2 separate regions of the Homo sapiens genome follow, and region 2 is linked to region 1. Evidence: chromatin loops called from intact Hi-C (ENCODE). Cell type or tissue: IMR-90. All regions are shown on one strand. Links, peaks and the distances in the headings refer to the core of each region. The heading gives the core; the rest is flanking DNA.

Evidence for each region. Peaks named below come from ENCODE experiments on the same cell type or tissue, not always from the same donor. Only the 100,000 strongest peaks of a DNase experiment are listed, where the experiment ranks them.
Region 2: it touches region 1 in a loop (2.2-fold over the local background); 5 of 110 quality-filtered maps call a loop at or near these places.

The regions. Positions count from the first base shown.
Region 1 is chr2:197,112,191-197,115,107 of GRCh38, reverse strand. All of the region lies in intron 8 of ANKRD44 (ankyrin repeat domain 44), which reads left to right. Among named protein-coding and RNA genes, the nearest start is that of ANKRD44-AS1, 84 kb to the left of the region's middle. In IMR-90, for the core only: a CTCF peak has its summit at 1,702; no DNase peak of the experiment used is centred there.
Region 2 is chr2:196,848,692-196,851,608 of GRCh38, reverse strand. The region is part of intron 20 of PGAP1 (post-GPI attachment to proteins inositol deacylase 1); the gene reads left to right. Among named protein-coding and RNA genes, the nearest start is that of C2orf66, 41 kb to the right of the region's middle. In IMR-90, for the core only: a CTCF peak has its summit at 1,538 (motif pointing left); no DNase peak of the experiment used is centred there.

The sequences.
Region 1 (2,917 bases), core at 306-2,805:
GGGAGTTGAAACATGTCTGCTTGAAGTGGACCAGTTCCCTTCTCTATATGTACCAGGACCAAATTATGGAATAGGTTGTGTTGGAGAAGTTGAAGGTGGAAACTGGAATGGGCAAGAGTAGGCAGTGATAGGGACGGTACTTAGAACGTTGGAGAAGTAAGGGAAAGGAGAGGAATGAGTGAGCCAACCACGTTCCATCTCTCTTGCCCTTAGAACCATACAAAACAAAACAAAATAAATTGGACAATGTGTGGCTTTTTCACACCAGTATTTTAGGAGGCTCTTGCATTGAATTAGGAAGACTTATTGGGTTTCTCACCTTATTTGACCCCACCCCTAACCGCAGGTTGGACTTAATGTTATCCCATAGAGCTTTTATTGCTCTGTAGTAGGGCCACTGAGCTCTGTGACCCCAGGGGTGTACCATGCCACAGAGAACATTATGCTTTCAAGACCCTGGGGAACAACAATGTCTGTAAATTTAGGGAACGTATATGGGATATTGGAAGATGAGGAAAGAAGGCATTAGGAATAAAAGAAAAAGTGAATGGATTTCTGAGGAGACTGGTGGTCAAGAAAATATAAACACTGCTTTTAGTTCAAAGATTAATCTTCCTTAGGCAATGCTGAGTTCTGCCCTGAAAGAGTACTAATATTTGTTGTAAATATTTTAATCCTCAGTATTTTTCCTTTATGACTTAGGGCTTGATTATGCCTAACTCAATAGAAGTGCTTCTTGCTTAATTAAATGGATTATCAAAATAACAATAATTTCAAAGCCCTAAATTCTATGGGAAAATGTAGCTAGAAAATTGGAGGGAGACTAGAAATTAAGAAAAAAATTTTCATAAAAGCTTTGAATAGATGGAAGAATTGCACATATTCTCTCTTTTGAGAACGCAAGGAATGTTTTATCTTTTTGTGCAATTCTAGGAATAGTAGCAACAGCCAGTACCCCTGCATGATAAATTTCAATTTCTCAGATCATGAAACTCAGTAGGGTTCCCTAGTCTCAACTTTAATGTTCTGAGTTCTAACTTTTAAGAATTATATAAAAAGTATTATCCTTTTGAGTTTCATTGGTTTTCTATAGCTTTTTGAAATAATGAGCTCCCTTTACACCCATACCATGTGAACAAAGTTGTCCCAAAATGGCTGCCATGATACTCTTAATGCTTTCTGTCCCAATTTCCCCACCTTATCTACCTGTTTCCCTATGTGAAGAAAAAAATATCAGCTATAGCCTGGACTCAGGCTATAGATGAACCCAGGCAAAGATCTGCAAAGATGGATGCAAAGCAATTGTCACCACTGATCATATGGCTGTTCTTTGCATTTTACCTAACTTTGGTCATCTCCATTTACTTGTCCCTTTACAAGTGCACAAGCACTCTCAGAGAAAAGAAGGTTGTGGTGTTTGCTATCCCTGAAATGGGCCTGGCTTTGCCCACCACACACTTCAGAGATCACTTCTGCTTTGTCTCTCTGCCTGCAACTTAGATAGCTACCACCAAGTTGGTGGTTACTCCTTGGTAAGGCCTTTAAGCTCTTTTATAGACATGGAAAATTGCTTAGCTGAATATTGTGAAGATATTTTCTAAATGCTGAAGTATTTATAGCTTTAGATATATTTAATTAATAATTACTTATGGTTTCATATTAAGAGAAAACACTGGAGCAAAATTTAAAGAAATAGCACCACCTAGGGACAAGTTAATGCCAACTCCACAATTTCTGCCTTCTCTCGCCTTAGTTATTTTGAAGTGTCATCACTTTTTAATTGGAAGGGGGTGTTTTAAATCCTTATTCCAAAGTAGTTCCCAGGTGTTTCAGTCCTTGGAACTGTGTGCAGTCCCGACAACTAAGGCCTAGCTCTGGAATCAGATAACTTTTAGGAGCTCTCCTTCCCAGTATGTCTCATGGTCAGCGATGGTTTTGTATCTCATTCTCTTGATTGCTCCAGTTTTTCCTCTAAAAGTATTATCAAGCTTCAGCTCTCCTTTCTCAGTCTGTTCTGATTCAGATTATACTCATAGAAGATGGAGAAAAGATCCTATTATTTCTTTTCTTCCCACATCTACCTGAGAATATTGAATTATAATGATACATGTTTTTTTTTTTCAATTAAGATGAACTTACCGTTCTAATTAACTTTTTTTTCTTGGCACAGACTATGTGTAATTCCTTTTTTATTTCTAAGGAATAGACTTATAGAATATAATAAAATGCTTGTGTTAAAACCTTGGTTTTATAACCTATTTTAGCCCACAGTCCAAAGCAGGGGTTAAAAATGGGACCCTCTTACCCCAATTCTGTAGTTCAGGGTTAAGGTACAGAATTCATATTTCTTTTTCTTTCTTTCTTTTTTTTTCTTTTCTTTTTTTCTTTTTTTTTTTTTTTGAGACGGAGTCTCGCTCTGTCGCCCAGGCTGGAGTGCAGTGGCACGATTTCGGCTCACTGCAAACTCCGCCTCCCGGGTTCACGCCATTCTCCTGCCTCAGCCTCCCAAGCAGCTAGGACTACAGGCCCCGCCACCACACCTGGCTAATTTTTTGTATTTTTAGTAGAGACGGGGTTTCACCGTGCTAGCCAAGATGGGCTCTATCTCCTGACCTCTTGATCCTCCCGCCTCGGCCTCCCAAAGTGCTGGGATTACAGGCGTGAGCCACTGCGCCTGGCCCAGAATTCATATTTCTAACAAGAATCCTGGGTGATTCAGACGTGGGCAGTCCTTGGTCCACTCTAAGAAATACTTACCTAAATTATTATTTGTTTTCCAAGATGGAGTTTTTAAAACAGTCATTTTAAAATACAGGCATTTGGATTTCATCACAAAATGAACATGCATTTTTAAAACCTCGTATTTTAATCTCAGACTTAGAGAAATTTTTCCTCTGAGACTTATAAAAATAAGTGT
Region 2 (2,917 bases), core at 270-2,769, 260 kb after region 1:
CTGGACACTCTTCATGTCAACCTAAATAACAAACAGAGAGGGGCTCTCTAAAAGAAAATAATGTTTATTTGGGAATAGGGTATTGGAACAGGAGTCCACAGGTCATAGTAAATTGTTTGCATATTCAGGAAGGTAAAGGAAGACAATGGGTGTTAAAGAAAAAATGAGGAGGATTACATAATTGTTTTGAAATAATTATCCTTGCCTATAAGGATCCATAACAAGGGTGGTGGCAGCCCGAGGTTGGACAAGTAGTTGCTGGGCAGATGTCCTCAGAGAAGTATTTTTGTGTGTGTGTAAGGTTGCAGTGGCCTTTGTGCAGAGTTGTGGTTTTTGCAGAGTCTTCTGTGACAGTTTTGCTATTATGTATACAAGCATGAGAACCCTCCCTTCACAGCCTTCCCTGGCTCTATTTGTCAGGGTTTTTTTATTTTTTTGTTTTTTTTAAAAAAAACAAAAAAACAGTGACTCCATTTTGATTCTGACAACTTTCATTGTCAGAACTGAATTGTTTCTTTATCTGTAAGGTCTGTTCTCCATCTCTTTTTCTCCCCTTATAATTTATCAAATAAAACTTTTTTATACTTTTGCATTTTCTATGTTTGGAGTTTACTGATTCCATCCCCTTGCTGGAGTTGAACATGTTTTTCTATTTTCTATAAATTGATAATTAGAGCTATAGGTGTGATCAGATTCAGGTTATTTCCCACCAATCCCCATCCCTGTTCTTTTTTTGCTGCTGCTGCTGCAAGAATCGTTCATAATATGTATACTTCTAATAAGAGACACTCACTCCCTAATTTCCTTCCTTGTCATCCTAGTTTGTTTCCTTTTCTTTCTTCCCTTCCTTCCCCTCCCATCTCTTTTTTTCATCTTCCTCTTTCCCTCCCTTCCTCCCTTCCTTCCATTTTTCCTTCCTTCCTTCTGACCGTCCATCTGTTGTTCCTTCCTCCTTCCCTCCTTCCTTCCAAGAGCCAATGCTTCCTTGCTGCCTTGTCATCCTACATGTGGCTAAACAAGACAGATGATTTCTTAAATTTATCGTCCCTCTCTCCCAAATTTGCAAGAGTTTGGGATCCTCTTAAGTTTTAAGACATCCCCAAGAAAATTCCTCACTTGTTTTCTCCATTTTATACCCTGGCACTTGAAGTTTTCTTCCTATAGTCTGAAGACTTCTTAAAATGTAGAGCCTGATCTTGTTCTCCATTCTATTCCTAGTGCCTAAGATAGTGCCAAGCACACAGTAGGCATTTACTGTAATATTTGAGCTGCATCAACTGTGTCAGTTAGATCCTGGCATACTGAATGGAATAATTGAGATTATAATGGACTATTTCAAAGGTATATGTGCAGGGTTAAGAGAAACCAACAAGAAATGATAAGATGCTAAACTAGTAACAGAGCCAGCTGGTACTCCAAGGTACCAGGACAAGAGAAGGAACAAACCTAGAGGGCTCTAGGAGTGGATAACATTCCTGGAGCTGTAGCCTTGGGTGCAGGAACACTACAACCACTGCCACCCTGTGGCTCAGCAGGAAAAAGATGAGGAAATACATACACTAACCTTATTTTCTCCTACCCTCCTATCTGCTGATACCTCTTAATTCCTGAACTTACCTAGAAGCCAGTCTATAAAAGTCAGCCTCCCAGAATTCAGGAAAAAGTGAGGGGTGGAGAATGGATCTGGAGAAGCAGATGTAGAAACTGTAGTACAATGGACAAAACCTTCCCTGGAGTATAGCAGTTATTAGTTTCCCAGGAGGCTAAAACTTTGTTTCGTTGGGCTTGGACAGTGATTAAGGGATGCAGGAGCAGGGAAAAAAGAATTTGGCCTGAATATATTAAAGCAGCAGTCCATAAATCCCCTCCACTCAAATCTTTCTACAGCTACTTAGTGCCCTTCAGTTACTTTTATACAATTTCAAGTCTGCCTTTAGTGTTAATTTTAACCTGATTTAACCTATATTCCAGGAAGTGGTAAGCAATATTCAGTTGATCTGTGCCAGACCCAGCCTTTTAATTAAGAGATTATTCTGGCTGGGTGTGGTGGCTCACACCTGTAATCCCAACACTTTGGGAGACTGAGGCGGGTGGATCACGAGGTCGGGAGATCCAGACCATCCTAGCTAACACGGTGAAACCCCGTCTCTACTAAAAAAAAAAAAAAATACAAAAAAATTAGCCAGGCGTGGTGGCACGTGCCTGTAGTCCCAGCTACTCGGAAGGCTGAGGCAGGAGAATGGCATGAACCCGGGAGGCAGAGGTTGCCGTGAGCCAAGATCGTGCCACTGCACTCCAGCCTGGTGACAGAATGAGACTCTTTATAAAAAAAAAAAAAAAAAAAAAATTATTCTGACACTATGACATCAACCAGAACCAGACTTAAGTATAAATGTCTATCTTGTTTTGAAAGTCTGAAAAAGGTCTCGTTTTTCTTGGTTTCAACTGACTTGATAATTGATTCTCAGACATATAGAATGTACATCTAGGGGATATTTGATGCTGGTTAATCTAGAGGCTTTAAGTACTGGATTATGTATCCAGCCAATTAAATATGTAGTTCTGAACCAAGGATGCTTATCAAAAATCACCTGTGGATTATACCCACTAGAACGACTATAATTTTAAAAAGACAAATAATAAGTTTTAATGAGGATGTGGAAAACCTGGAACCCTCATACACTGCTGGTAGGAGTGTAAAATAGTGTCGCTACTGTGAAAAACAGTCTGACAATTCCTCAAATGGCTAAATACAGAGTTATTGCATAACTCAGCATCTGCATTCCTAGGAATATAACCAAGAAAAATGAAAGCATATATTCATACAAAAACTTATATGCAAATGTTCATAGGAGTATTATTCATAACAGCCAAAAAGCAGAAACAACCCAAATGTCTGTCAATTGATGAATGGAAA